Regions from separate parts of the Mus musculus genome. Here region 2 is linked to region 1. The links are chromatin contacts, found by Hi-C or POLR2A ChIA-PET in ENCODE. All regions are on one chromosome and are shown on one strand. The core of a region is the stretch at or near the end of the contact, and the rest is flanking DNA. Distances in the headings are between cores, read along the strand shown.

The links. A loop is a pair of places that touch in the nucleus more often than their neighbours do. ChIA-PET counts read pairs that join two places held with the same protein, here RNA polymerase II (POLR2A).
Region 2: a loop to region 1 is called in a map of heart, with 3 times the contacts of the local background. The contact joins the promoter of Lmo7 here to the promoter of Tbc1d4 in region 1. A Hi-C loop is called at or near these places in 1 of 37 maps with a recorded cell type or tissue (heart). POLR2A ChIA-PET finds 5 or more read pairs at or near these places in 2 of 5 experiments (Patski and embryonic stem cell).

Annotation. Positions count from the first base shown.
Region 1 is chr14:101,605,561-101,612,569 of GRCm38, forward strand. Tbc1d4 (TBC1 domain family, member 4) reads right to left here and starts at 3,631. Exons shown (of 19, transcript NM_001081278.2): 1 at 2,403-3,631. The coding sequence starts at 2,900.
Region 2 is chr14:101,725,638-101,732,646 of GRCm38, forward strand. It overlaps Lmo7 (LIM domain only 7), which reads left to right and starts at 4,291. Exons shown (of 31, transcript NM_201529.2): 1 at 4,291-4,588. The coding sequence starts at 4,520. Gm9922 (predicted gene 9922) reads right to left here and starts at 4,091. Exons shown (of 2, transcript NR_168926.1): 1 at 3,875-4,091; 2 at 1,963-3,752.

The DNA.
Region 1 (7,009 bases), core at 2,381-4,880:
AGGGGGTGGGCTGGGGTGTGGAGAATTAGCATAAACATTCTGTTGGTATAGTAATAGCACATTCAGCCTCTAACGCTTAACTCTGCAGTAGAGCTATATCCAAGCACGTGTGTAATTGACTCCAAATCCAGGCATCCAGAAGGGACCCAGTAACTACTGCTGAGAGCCCACAGTGCCAATGCCTGCAAGGAAATGAGCAAGGATGCTTCTTCAACAGAGCAGACCCAAAGAAGAAAGGGTAATATAAACCAGTCAGCGTCACCACAAGGCCTGGCAACTGTAATGCATTCTTCCCTATGGCCAGAACCAGAACATTGTGTTAGGATACAGGAAAGATAGTGATAATCTCACCTGTGAGTTTTAAATAAATAAGCATAAAATGAATCTCACTGGCTACCCATGGTAGGGAATTTGAAGTCATTTGTAATGAAGTATTCTGTGGCAAACAATTAAAATCACCACCAGGAGGCCTCAACCCTACACAAGGAACTGCAGGCAGCTAAGAAATGCTTAAGCTAAGATAAAGAAGAGCACGGGTCATCCAATGTTGAAGCCCTGAAGACATACACACCATACAGACTTAGCAGCTTGAGATATATGAAATTTAAATTTGAAAAAGAGCAAGGAGGGCTACGTAGGAGGGCTTGGAGGGAGGAAAGGGTAGTAAGGAATGATGTCATTTTATAATCTCAAAAATAAAGGAAATAATAAAAGAAAGTCTAATTGCCCTCTTCACATTACCAGTTCTGGTTGTTTAAGGCATTTGTCTCTTGGGGACTGGTATGGTCATCCAAAAGGACTTCCTGCTCTTCCAGAGGACCAGCGTGTGCTTCTAGCACCTGACAACCACCTGTACTATAATGGTTCAAGGGCATCCAAAGCCCTCTTCGGGCCTCTTCAGGCACAAGTTTTACACACACACACACACACACACACACACACACACACACACACACACACATGCACGCACACAAACACAAATAAATAAATATAAAAAAAAATCCCCCCAAAATAAAAATATTCAAAAGGGTATTTTTCTCTTCTAGAAAGTAATGAAAGAAACTAAAGGCAATTGTCTTTTACTTCAGTTTTGTTATGGGACTTTTGTGGATTGCTAGTATCAAATAATATTTTTAAAGTTCAATTATGGAATGAGAATAAAATAAGGACTTATTATAGGATGTTCTTCTAGTCTTAATTTCTCAGCCACCAAAAGAATACATCTGAGACTACTTATTTATTTATGTTTGGTCAACAAATTATGTTTTTAGAAAATAGCAAAGGGGTGGGGCTTTAATACTGGAAAGCAAACTAACACAAAGCACACACACACACACACACACACACACACACACACACACACACACATTTCTTTCCACACTTCTAAGCCTGTTTACCAAGGCACAGTTACTATAAGTTTTCCTCTTTCTTTTAGAGCAGGGATTCTCAGCCTCCCGATGCGTGACCCTCTAATACAGTTCATTACGTTGTGATGACCCCTAACCATAATATTATTTCGTTACTACGTCATAACTGTGATTTTGTTAGTTATGGATCGTAATGTAAATATCTGATATGCACGATCTCTGATATGCAGCCCCAGGTTGAGAACTGCTGTTATATTTGCACGTGCTCATTAAGGAACTCAAGGTTCTATTTAGTAACAGAACACTTCGAGTTAGAAAGCTCTGGAGAAATACTGGACACTAAGCTAGAAGAGTATAATGCTTTAAAATGACATTTGAAACTCCTCTATCACACTGATTTTTAAGTTACTCAAATATGCAGTTATTGTCTCAGTGGGTGCAAAAAATAATAGAAAGGTCTTCCGACTCCATATTTGCAGAATCATACTTACCTGACATTCTGACATTTCTAACTTCCTTAGACTGGCCTCTGAAATCACACACCCCCAGGCCCAGATACTTATAGGTACTTTGGTGACAGTGACGCGCCAGCCAAACAAGTATAAATGCAATACTACCGAGCCTGAGAACCGGTGCCCCGTGCTCTCCAAGCGCTTCCAAGAAACACACACTTTCACACACGCACACAGGCGAAAGCCAGGCAAGCCATCCATCACCAGTCACCAGGATCCTCCTGGGATCCGCGCTTTTCCTTGAGTCCTCTGCAGACTTGCCAACTCCTCCCAGGTCCCAAGACCACTCTGAGTCTACTTCCCTTCCTCCCGCTCTGGGCAGCCAGCCGGTCCCCAAGACCAGAGCAGCAACGAATCGCTTTCTCTCCCATTCCCATATCCCAAAAACAGAACGAGGGGAGCACCGGAGCGCGCCACGTGGAGCGCAAGCCAGCAGCCAGATCCAAGACAGTTCTTAAAAGAGAGGCCCCTGCCTTGCCAGTCCGGGTGGCCCCAGTCCCGCCCCCTGGCACCCACAACTTACCTGGTTAGGATCCGTGGCGCGGAAAACGTGGCAGGCCATCTGTGACTCGGGGTCGTCGGGCTGCGCCTTGATCAAATAGGCAAAGTAGGTGAGGTCGTGACTGTTGTGGATGAAGCGCGAGATGTGCTGAGCCTTGTGCTCGAAGATGAACACCCCGGTGTTGGGCTGCACAGCCCCGGAGCCTGCGCCCCCGCCGACCCCGGCACCCGGCGCAGGGACACAACGCAGAAAGGGGGCGCTGAGCACCAGGATCACCTCCCGGGCTGCGGGCGCCCCGCAGCCGCCCGCATCGGGCTTCTGGCTGCGCCGACGGATCTCGGCCATGAGCCAAGGGAGCATGGGTAGCGTGGTCCTGCGATCCAAGCAAGACCCTCCCACGTACCATAGCCGGAAGCGCTTGTCGCCAGGCTTGGTGGCACCTGGCTGTGCTGGGGCACTCGGCTCAGGCTCCAGGGGGTGCGGGAAAGGCTCATCCTGAATGCAGCTAGGCGACTCCATAACTCGCGCCTAGCGAGGGCACCGCGCCCCCAACTCTCACTGTGCAGGAGCCGAGGAAACTGCTAACTGTCGCCCCAGGCCCCCGCGCCTGCCTTGGTGCCACCAGTTCTTAAAGTCCGTGCTTCAGCGGCCCTGCCCCATGCGACACTTCCCCGGGCGCGGCTCCGAGCCTTTGGCTGCAGCTCAGTGGACTAGCGGGAGACCCAGGCTCACGCGCGCATCCTCCTTCCTGGAGATCGCGCCCCAGGGCAGGTCTGTTCTCCAGCCGCCGGTCCGTCCTTGGGGTCCGGGACCAGGGCAGCCGCGGTCTCTCGATCCTGCTCGGGCTCCTGCTCCTGCAGCCCGCTGCGGCCGGCGCGCTCACCCAGCGCTGGCACGGGAAGGCTGGGCGGAGAGTGGAGCTGTGGGCGGGAAGGGGCGACTGGGGCGGAGCTGACTCCTAGCAGGGTGACCGGCTGTCACCTGGAAGGTCGGGGGTGCCCGCTTGCGGCCCGCTCAGTCCTGGAGAACTAGTCCAATGGAAAATAACAAAAACAAACGTGGCCTCGAGCAGGCAGCTCCTGCACCCGCCGATTCTGCAGCCCAGCTCGCTGCTCCTCCTCCAGGGTTCCCGTCCCTCCCTCGCTCGCTCCTTCCTTCCTTCCTCCCAGGCTGCTACTTTAAAGCCGGCTGCTACTCCGCCTCTAGTCTACGGGCGCAGAGCTTTGCCAAGAAGCTGAGGTCGCCTCCCTGCCTCCTCCTCCGGCCTCCGCCCCTCATCTCGCCTCGGGGGGCAGTCGTACCCAGCTTGGCGAGGGCACTTCCCGGAGCAGGCTGGCCTCTCTCCTCCTGGAGACTCTACTGCCCCCTGGAGAGGGGCCATTCGCAGTGGGGCGCTGGGATTTTGTTTTTGAGCAATATTTGCTTAGTTTTATTCTGTCTAAAGCCTGAATATTACTATGTTCTGCATCCTTTTTCTTAATCTCAAGGACTCATCAGGATTTGATCACAATTCTATGATAAAATACATTCCAATATTCACTTTAAATTTCAACATTGCTTGATATGAATCTTCCCATTTCTTAGTGCAGCTAACTTCTTAAAATACACAGAAGTTAAACTTCTTTACCCATGCCCATTTCAGAGCTAGTGCAAAATTCTTCCCTTTTACATATGAGAATACATATTTCAAAAAAATTAGGGATAATTTGATTATTGTAATTTTAAAACAAAACAGTAAAATATAATTCCTTTTCCATTCTAGCATTTTAAATGGGTTTTGTTATTGGTGCTGCTGTGTGTTTAGTGTTAGTATTTTTAAGTCAAAGTCTCCTTCCTAGATAGTACAGGTTGACTTGGTACACTCTATCCTCCTGCCTCAGTTTTCCAAGACCTGGGATTATAGGAATGTACCACCATCCTCGGTGAACTCTCATACCTTCGTTATACCTTTGCTGGATGATAAGGAATGAGCAGGAGAAAAACCAAAATAAAGGAGGAAACTTTAGGGGTTTTTGTTTTATTTTGTTTTTCGAGACAGGGTTTCTCTGTGCAGTCTTGGCTGTCCTGGAACTCACTATGTAGACCAGGCTGGCTTCGAACTCAGATCCACCTGCCTCTGCCTCCCGAGTGCTGGGATTACAGGCATGTGCCACCACTGCCCAGCAGGAGGAAACTTTAGACTTACTTTTTTCCAGGTGCTTAGAAGAAAAAATGAAAACTCCAGGGTTTTGTTTTGTATTTAGTGGTCTTGTGATTTTCTCTAGGGTCATTTTGCTTCCTGTTCAGACAAAGTCAATAGGGTCAAATATGCTACACTTCTGGGACCACCACATAGCTAGCCTCTTTTTAAGAACCATCTATGTTCCAGGATGAAGATGTTATCAATTGGTTGAAGTCGTTTACTTTAACATGAAAAAAAAATCTCTGTGGAAAATACAACTCAAGTCTTCAAGGAGGAATTAAACACTCTGAGAACAGAGATAGAAATTGTCTAAGATTACAGCAGACTTCGTGCACAGATCTCATTTCCCTAAGTCGCACCTCTGACACTTGTGAAAGAGAAGGAAAAGAAAAAAAGCCATGGCTCAGTTAGAGAAGCCTTAGTGGTCCCTCCAAGTCAATCAGTGTGCGGACTAGGACTGTGTTTGGAGCCCCACTGGACCAGTTCCTACTGGCATAATTAACTCAAGCCAGAGAGAATAAACTTTTGGTGATTGGCAGGAAAGGCAAGCTAACTGTGGTTGTACCGGTCACTCTTTATTTCAGAGATGTTTACCTTTCATTTATAAATCGTACTACTATCTGGGAAGATGGCTGTCTCTGCCCTCTTTAAGTTGAGCATGGCCACGTGACATGACAACGATGTGTGAACAGAAGTGACTCGGGTCATGTCTGAAGGACAAGCATTTAACTGGAAGCAGAAGACTGCACACTTGTCCCACTCTTGCTCTCCGGTGGCCATGGTGAAAACAACACATTCAGATGGAGGAGCCTCGTGATCAGAGAAGAACGGAATGCTGAGCCATCGCTCTGAGGACAGCTGTCCTGGAAAACGCCAGGGGCAAGAGAGACGCCTCACACATAAATGATAAACTCTTATCCTACTAAACCACTGGGATTGTGGGTATATTAAATATTAGTTTCCTTATTAACCTGTCCTAGCCTGTCAAATAAAATACACATTCACTAGTATATACTTATCATAACCTATTTTATAAATACTGATGGAGTCGACCTAGTAGTTACATGAACTATGTGGTAAACTGTTAGATTCTTACAATTACTGTTTTGCCCCCAGAACTTACAGAATCATTCACATATAAAAACATTCAATTTTGTAATCATCAATTGGATTTTGAAAGTAGTATATGTCTTAGGATTTTACTGCTGTGAACAGAAACCATGACCAAAGCAACTCTTATAAGGACAACATTTAATTGAGACTGGCTTACAGGTTCAGAAGTTCAGTCCATTATCATCAAGGTGGGAACATGGCAGCATCCAGGCAGGCATGGGGCTGAAGGAGCTGAGAGTTCTATTCTTGTTTGTTGTGGATTGCCCTGGTGCAGCTAGAAGAAGACTGGCTTCCAGGCAGCTAGGATGAGTGACTTAAGCCAATGCCCACAGTGACACACCAACTCCAACAAGGCCACACCTCCTAATAGTGCCACTCCCTGGGCCAAGCATACACAAACCATCACAATATGCCACTACAACATAGAGGACTTATTACACCGCATATGCAGGTGTACCGTGTTTACTATGTGCTGACACAGACCTCCACCGGAAACCTCCAGTCCTTCTACTCTCAACCCCAGCTATTCCAAATGAAGACTGAAAGAATATGTGCAGAGACAACATTTCTAAAGACCCGGTAGAGTTCTCTCTTCTGAGGAATCTTGGAGAAATCTGGACCAACAATACCCAGAAATGAACTTCATATACAGCTTAAATGATCCTGTACTACCCCAAATAAAACTGTACCAATATTACCAACATTGCCAATATTACAACGTGTTAGTTGTAAGGTGCATTCAAATCCTTAAATAAAAAATATCACATGTGTAACAGAAGGCCTTGAATTAGTATGACGGAGTAAAATTAGAATGGTGAGATGGCACACTGAGGAGAGCATTTTCAAAGAAAGCATGAGGACCTGAGATGAAATTCTCAGAAGCCACATAAAGCCAGGCACAATAGCAGTGTGTATTCCCAGAAACTCATGGACCAGCTAACCTGGAGGACTTAGTGGCAAACAGCAAAGAGACCTTGTTTCAAACAAAGTAGAAGAGAGATCATCACAACAAAAGATTAAAAATAATTGCATGTTTGTGTCTTTTTGAGGCTTCAGTTGTCTCTTCCTCTCTGCCTTCCCTTCCAGTCACCCCATAACCTCTTCCAGCCTTCACTACTTGAACCCCTCATTCTTCAAGGTCCAGTGCAAAAGTCCCATCTCCTGAAGCTATGCTTGCCCAGCCATGGCTGGGAGCTGCCTCTCTTTGCCCCCTTTCTTGTGCACCCCACTAACACAGCTCTCATAACTTTCTTCATAATTCCTGGGTGACTCTCTGTGTCCCTGCAATAAAGCAATGCCACCAGGATGGTGTCATTTGGGGGTCCAGGAATGA
Region 2 (7,009 bases), core at 3,041-5,540, 120 kb after region 1:
ACCTATATCTTGCTCTTTGTAGTATATTTTAAGCCTCTTTCTGTGTCATTGACTATCTTATGTTTTTTTTTAATGATGGCATGGTATCTAACTCCAGGGAGGAACTTCTATCTATTCTACCTCCTCAATTAGGGGAGGTCTTGATTTCTTTGGGATTCTGACTTTGAAACCAGTCACACAAAGGTTCTCACAGTTGATTTTGATTTCTCTAGAGAGTGGAGCAAATTGTGATTATTTTATGGTGCAAGACAGGAGCAGGAATCAGAGCTGGTGAAAGGAGTGTGATTCCATGGGTAGGGGAAGCTACATAGAAGCTTACACAAGATGAGTAAATCAATCAACCCCAGGATCCACTGGAGAAGACCAACTAGCCTTGTCCGTCACAAGGCTGAAAACGGACAGCCGAGGTTTTCTGTCTGAATTCAGTCAGTAGAGGAGACAGCTGCTCTGAGAAAGCATGGCCCCAGGTGAGGCTGCTTCTGCGGTAGAGGCCAACCTAGGATGTGTGACAGCTGGAAGCGTCACACATCCTGATGTGTGACCATACTTCCCAGTGTTGGGCTGCAAGTTTTCCTAAAAAAGAAGGTTTGGGTGGGACATGTCTGCATCCGTTGCAGATGTTCAGTCTGTATTTGTCTTTAGGATGCAGTCCCTTAAATAGACCATGGGGATTTTTAGCCATGTGTGTAAAATGAGTTTCTAGAAAGATTGTGGCCCTCATTTCACCAATTAAATGAACATTGCATCCCATTGCTAATGCATAGAAAACAGTGCAACTATATTGCTTGTTTACTTAATTTTTTCTGTAGCCCAGGTTGGCCTGGGGCTTCCTGCCCTCCGTCATCAGCCTCCTGAGTGCTGTGACTAAAGGTATGAGCCACAAGCTCTCCTCTATGTTTTCTAAATATTGAAAAGTACCCTAACTTTTCTTGGACAACACATTTTCTGATGCTTAACTTTTTAAACTATTTAAACATCTCATCTTGTTTTGTGTGCCTGACCTGAGTGTATGGCTGTGCACCATATGTATGCAGGATGCTTAACTTTTTTATTATGTTTGTATTTGTGTGTGTGTGTGTGTGTGCATGCACACACATGTATTTCAGCACATGTATAAAGGTCAGAGGACAACTTACAGGAATCTGTTTTTTTCTTCTGCCATATGAGCTTCCAGATCAAATTCAGGTAGTCAGCCTTGGCATCAAGCATCTTTTCCTGCTGAGCCATCTCACTGGTCCCAGATATTTAATTTCCATGAAATAATGAAGCAAAGAATTATGCTTAGGTGTTCTGAGTCGTCAACCTGCTGCCTTAACTCCTTAAGATGAGCCGTGGCTGGTGGCCAAGTTGACTTTAAACCATTTTCATGGTTCTATACTTCTTGCAATATCTTCATTTGAACAAGTAAAATGGCATCCCCACTCAGTAGGAAAATTCTGTATGTGAAAGCAGATACGTGTGCTCGTGTGCGCGCATGTGCGCTCACACACACACAGTGTGCCCAAAAGAAAAGAATACCTCTTTTGTGGTATGTATACTCATGGGCTTTTACAAATACCATCATATTTAATTGTTTTATAAAACAATCCTTTCACTGGGCAGTGGTGGTGCACACCTTTAATCTCAGCACTTGGGAGGCAGAGGTAGGCAGATTTCTGAGTTTGAGGCCAGCCTGGTCTACACAGTGAATTCCAGGACAGCCAGTATTACACAGAGAAACCCTGACTCCAAAAGCCAAATAAATAAATAAATTAAATTAAAAAAATAAAATGATCCTTTTGAGATGTTACTGTCTCCACACTTCTCAGACGATGAAACTGGAGATCTGGTATCTGATAACCTAAGTTGTTCTGGGTCCCAGGCCTGTGCACTTCTCATCCTGGGCAGCTGCCTGCAGAGTGAAACATTGGGCTCTGCAGCAATGTATTAGTTGCTTATTTTCCTGTGAGAAAACACCATGACTAAAGCAACTCATGATAGTTTATTTTGCCTCAGGGTCCATAACAGCTAGGGAGGCTTTTTAACCACACCCAGAAGACAGAGAGACAGAGAGAGAGAGAGAGAGAGAGAGAGAGAGAGAGAGCACAAGCTGGAAGCAAGGTGAAGCTGTAAACACCCAAACCCAGCTCCCAGCGACATACTTCTCCAGCAAGCCTGCACTTCCTAAAGGTTCTATAGCCCCTCCAAACAGCTGGGGACCAAGTGTTCACATACTTGTGTCTAGGGTGGGCATTTCTTGTTCAAACCACTTGTGACCACAGGAGGCATTTCAGATAGCATGTGCTTATATAGGAATCCTAAGAACTTCCTGTCCCGCTGCACTGGCAATACTGAAGCTCTGGTATTCTATGTATTTCAGTATGATATTTTGTGTCTTTATCAGGGTGGTAGCTCACACTTGTAATTTCAGCACTGGACTGGCCAACCAAGGTATGGGGATTGGCATGAATTCCAGGCCATTATAGCCTACACTAATGAGGGCTTGCCTCAAAACATCAACCCTTCCCTCGCTCCCTTAAATAAAACCATTTCGCGTTATATTAAGTTTTTACTTCATGTTTGCCAAAGACAGCAGTTTTGTGATAGAGAAAAGGAGAGAAACATCTTCCTGTTTTCTTTAACCATCCCACTCTCCTCTAGGGTTTGGCCTAATAAGAGTGTAGGCAGCAGGCAGAGAGGGATGGTCCAGTCAGTGGCCTCCTGCCATAGCAAGAATAATCCCTGAAGTTTGTCAGCCAGCTCTTCTAAGCAGACCCAGTGATTACAGCAGGCCAATTAAAAAAAAAAAAAAATAAGGCTTCGGGATAAACAGAAACCATCACCCCAATCCAGATGGTCTTCATTCACAAGAGCAAGTGGGTTCCAACCCAGCCTTTAGATCTAACTTCCAGGAGGCAGGAAGTACTGGGAGAGAAATGTGGTGAAGACACCACAAAGAAGCCATAAGACAAATCCAGAAGGCAACTTGTTTCTTTCAACACACGATGCCATTCCAAAAAAGGAAGAAGGGGCTTGAGGAGGAGGCCCTTCTAGGGTAAAAAATCCGCAATCAAACGGAATGCAGATTCTCTGATTGCCTCGAGGTCTAGGTAAGTCAGCTGCAAAGGACGCTTTGGCATCCTAGGGAAATCCGAGCCCGGTTGATTAGCAATTTTATTGGCTTTATTTAGTTACATGTGAAAATGGTCTATGATATTGCAGGATAGTGTTCGTTAAAGATGAACTGTATCCTGGGATATTTAGAGCTGAAATGTATCCTACTTTAAACCTCTCTATAGTGAGATAAGCCCAAGTGCTAATGATCATTAAACAGAAGCTAGGCTGTTTCCGTAGACAAGATTCTCTGCCATACGTTTGAAAATTTCTTTAATCACACACACACACACACACACACACAAAGAAAAAAAAGAAAAAAAAAAGAAAAGAAAAAAAGAATGAAATGTTGCGTCTCCTCCAGAAAAGAAGGGCTGATCTTATCTTCTTCCATAGGTCAAGTACCCTGGTTGGAGCCCAGAGAGTCCCCAGAGTTTCCTTGGAGAGATCGCGGGGCATTGGACCACCTGTGCACTTTGCTGGCCAGGCCCCGAGCACTTACTCAAACTCTCTGCTCACTCTGAATAACCAGTCACCTTTGCCACACCACGAAGGGTACAGGTTTTGATTCTCCGGGGGAGGGCGGGCCAATGTCCAGAACTGGGCCAAGCAGGCAGGAGAGGTGGGAGAAAAGCCAAGTTCCTTCGGTTCACCGTACCCTTGAGGCGAGAGGGGAAATGAAGCCACAGGTCTTCCCCACGGACCCACCTGCGATCGGGGGAGGAGCGACGCCAGCCCAGACTAGGGGACCAGCCGCCAGTGCCCAGGCCGGTACCCTCACCTGCGGCCGGAAGCCGGGGCAGTAGCGGGGACCGCGCAGCATCTGGGACCGGTCAGCGAGCTCCGTGGAGCCGGAGGGTAGTGGCGTGGAGGCCTGGTGGCTCCGCGTCCCCGCGGGGGAAGTTTCTTGGCCCGGAAAGGTGCAATTGTGTGCAGCTATTCCTGGTATGTCAGGCCGCAGGCAGAAGGGGCGCCGCCTCCCGAGAGAGCCCGGGACTGGGAAGGCGGGTAGAGGCGGGAAGGATGCCGGCTGGGGCGCATCTCCCCGCCCAGATAATTCTGACCAGAGAGGTGGCTGCAAGGACCCTGGCGAGGGGCAAGGACGGAAGCTGGGACCGGCCCGTAGGGGGTGGGCCGGGGCGGGGCTACTGTCGAGGGCGGTGACAGCGCTTGCGACTTTTGAAGTTCCCAGGAGTCCCGGCTCCTTCTGCACACCGCTTCCAGTTGCCTCTTCACCTCCTCCTGCTCCAGTCAGGCTGAACTTGAGCCGATTTCTAGAGTTTGGAGAAAGCAACTCCTGCAAATTCTTCTAGGTTCCTGAACTCAAACTGCACGTCGCTACAAAGGGCGGGGGACGCGTGGCGTGGGAGCTCTGGGTCCCGGCGCGCACCCACTGAGCTGCTCCTCTCCCTCTCTTGCCCTAGACATGGAAGGGATGGAGGACGCCGAGGCCGATTGCTCTGTTGCATTCGCAGAGGCTCAGAGATGGGTGGAGGTGAGTGTCTTTTCCAGTTCTTTACAGATGAATTTACACTTTCCGTGCCTGAGTCTTCTTGGGTTTCCCACCAATCTGAGCTTACGTCCGTCCGGTGACCTAGGCTGAGTAAAGAGGCAGTTTTGGGTACAGTGCAAAATTTCCCTCTCTAGTCTTCTGATGCCTAGCCCTCCTCAGACTTTCTTGCAGATCTCCCAGCGCTTGTCCACCAGGTTTGGGTATCGCACTTCCCAAAAAGCGGGGCACAGAGCTAGGCTGGGGACCTCGGGCGCATTTCTTCGGGATGCAGTTGCTTATCACGCACCTGGGTAGCCAGTGTATTCAGCACGGGGTGTGAGCCTAGAGAGTTGGGGGGCTGCCATCCTTCCCTCTCCCGCTCTCTTCCTCTCCAGTTGAGAAACTAAAATATCCTAAGCTCCTTTACAGACGGCTTGTTATTCTTCCAGCTGTGCCTCACAGACAAGATCTTCTGTTCCTTTTATTGTCACGAAGGAGAGATAGTCTCTACATGGTCGCCTTCGGACTAGCCTGTTTTATTCCGTTGCTGACCACCTAGGTGGGTTGTGCTTGTGAATGAACTCAAGGCACCCCACACCTGGGCTCTAGTACCGAGTTACAACTCTAGACTTATGAGGTGACTTTCCGGATGGGTCAAAAGAATCCTTCCCAAAGTGGGACTCAGAATAACTGATGGTTATAAAATTGTTGCCCACACCAACCCTGACGTCATTTTGGAGTTAGTGGTGCCACATGCTGTTTTATCCAACAGCTAGGGAATTTAATTCAGGGCCTGGGACATGCTAGATAAGAGCGGCTACTCCTGAATCACGCCTGCAGCCCCTCAATCTACCTAAAAATTCAAATTAGGCTACTAAGAATATAGGGGAAGCTAGTTCTTTAAAAGTCATTTTATTTTATGTTTTAAAGAAATACATGTAGGGTCCCACTAGCTTGAGGACCTGCTTTTGGGTCTCTAGCACCCGTGGAAAAAAGCCATTGCAACTCCAGGACAGGCAGGGCTGCTGAGGCAGAAGTATTCAGTGTGACTTAGCCAAAATGGTGGCTTCCAAGTATATACCCCAACCCCCATCGGAATCTACATCCACATACATACCTACAAACACACACACACACACATACACACACATACATACCTACAAACACACACACATACATACCTACAAATGCTCACACACACACACACATACATACCTACAAATGCTCACACACACACACACACACATACATACTCACACATACCTACAAACACTCACACACACACACATACATACCTACAAACACACACACACACACATATACATACCTACAAATACACACATACACACTCACATACATACATACCTACAAACACACACATACTCACACACGCTCATACACACACACACACACATATATATATACCTACAAACACATACACATACATACACACATACACACCTACAAACACTCACACACACATACACATTTTAAAAATATCATGTACTTATGAGGAAAAAAAATAAATGTTAAATGTTATACTTCTGTATAGTAAGAGGGCAGGAGATATGAGTGACCTCACTTTCTAGATGGTAGAAGTGTCTCAGATGGTAGCTTTTGGTGTCTTTAAAGGCTGAAACTTTGAGCTGTGCCAAGGTGACTTGGAGAGATGGGAGGAAGGGTATGGAAGGCTGGGAGAAGTTACAAACACTGCATTCAGAATTGAAATGAGAGTGGAAAAATCCCAGCAATGGAGTTAAGAGAAAAAATAACTTTGCTCCTTCATAAACCTGGAAAAATCAAGGCTTTACCTGTAATTTTCCATCAGTGGTGTTTGCGCTGCATGGTTTCAGAAAGCAAGCTGAAGTCACCATTCACTTTTTTCATATGAGTGTATGGGATGGAAGGGGGAAGGGGCCATTTCCATTCACACCCCCTGAGTCTGGGTGGTATTGGCAATTTGGGGTCATTCACAGTTTATAGGTGGTGTTGCAAGACTTATACTTGTTTCTGAAACTGTGCATAGCGTTCTTTTCTTACCCAGGGGTTAGTATCTGGATCTTAAGAAAGTCAATACTATTTGTGTATCTTAGCACGCTTACAGTTGTGTAAAAGTTCTGCGAACAATTTGCATACTATGACCTCCTTGCAAGTGTGATGGTCTGAAAGATAATCATTATGTGTGTGCATCTTCTCCCTCAGTCCCAGCCTGTGGAAAGGCTTAGCAGCAGTGCTTTGACAACTTGGTATGTTCCTTATTTACAGAGAGTACAGAGTTTCTAAAGCTACTGTCAGATTCCTTTAATATAGTTACAGAAATTAAAATTAATTTTTTTTACTCCTCACACTAGTTGGACTACTGTTAAATGTTCTTGAAGATATTTGAATGGGTTTTGTATTCATATTTGTTTATTTATTCACTTA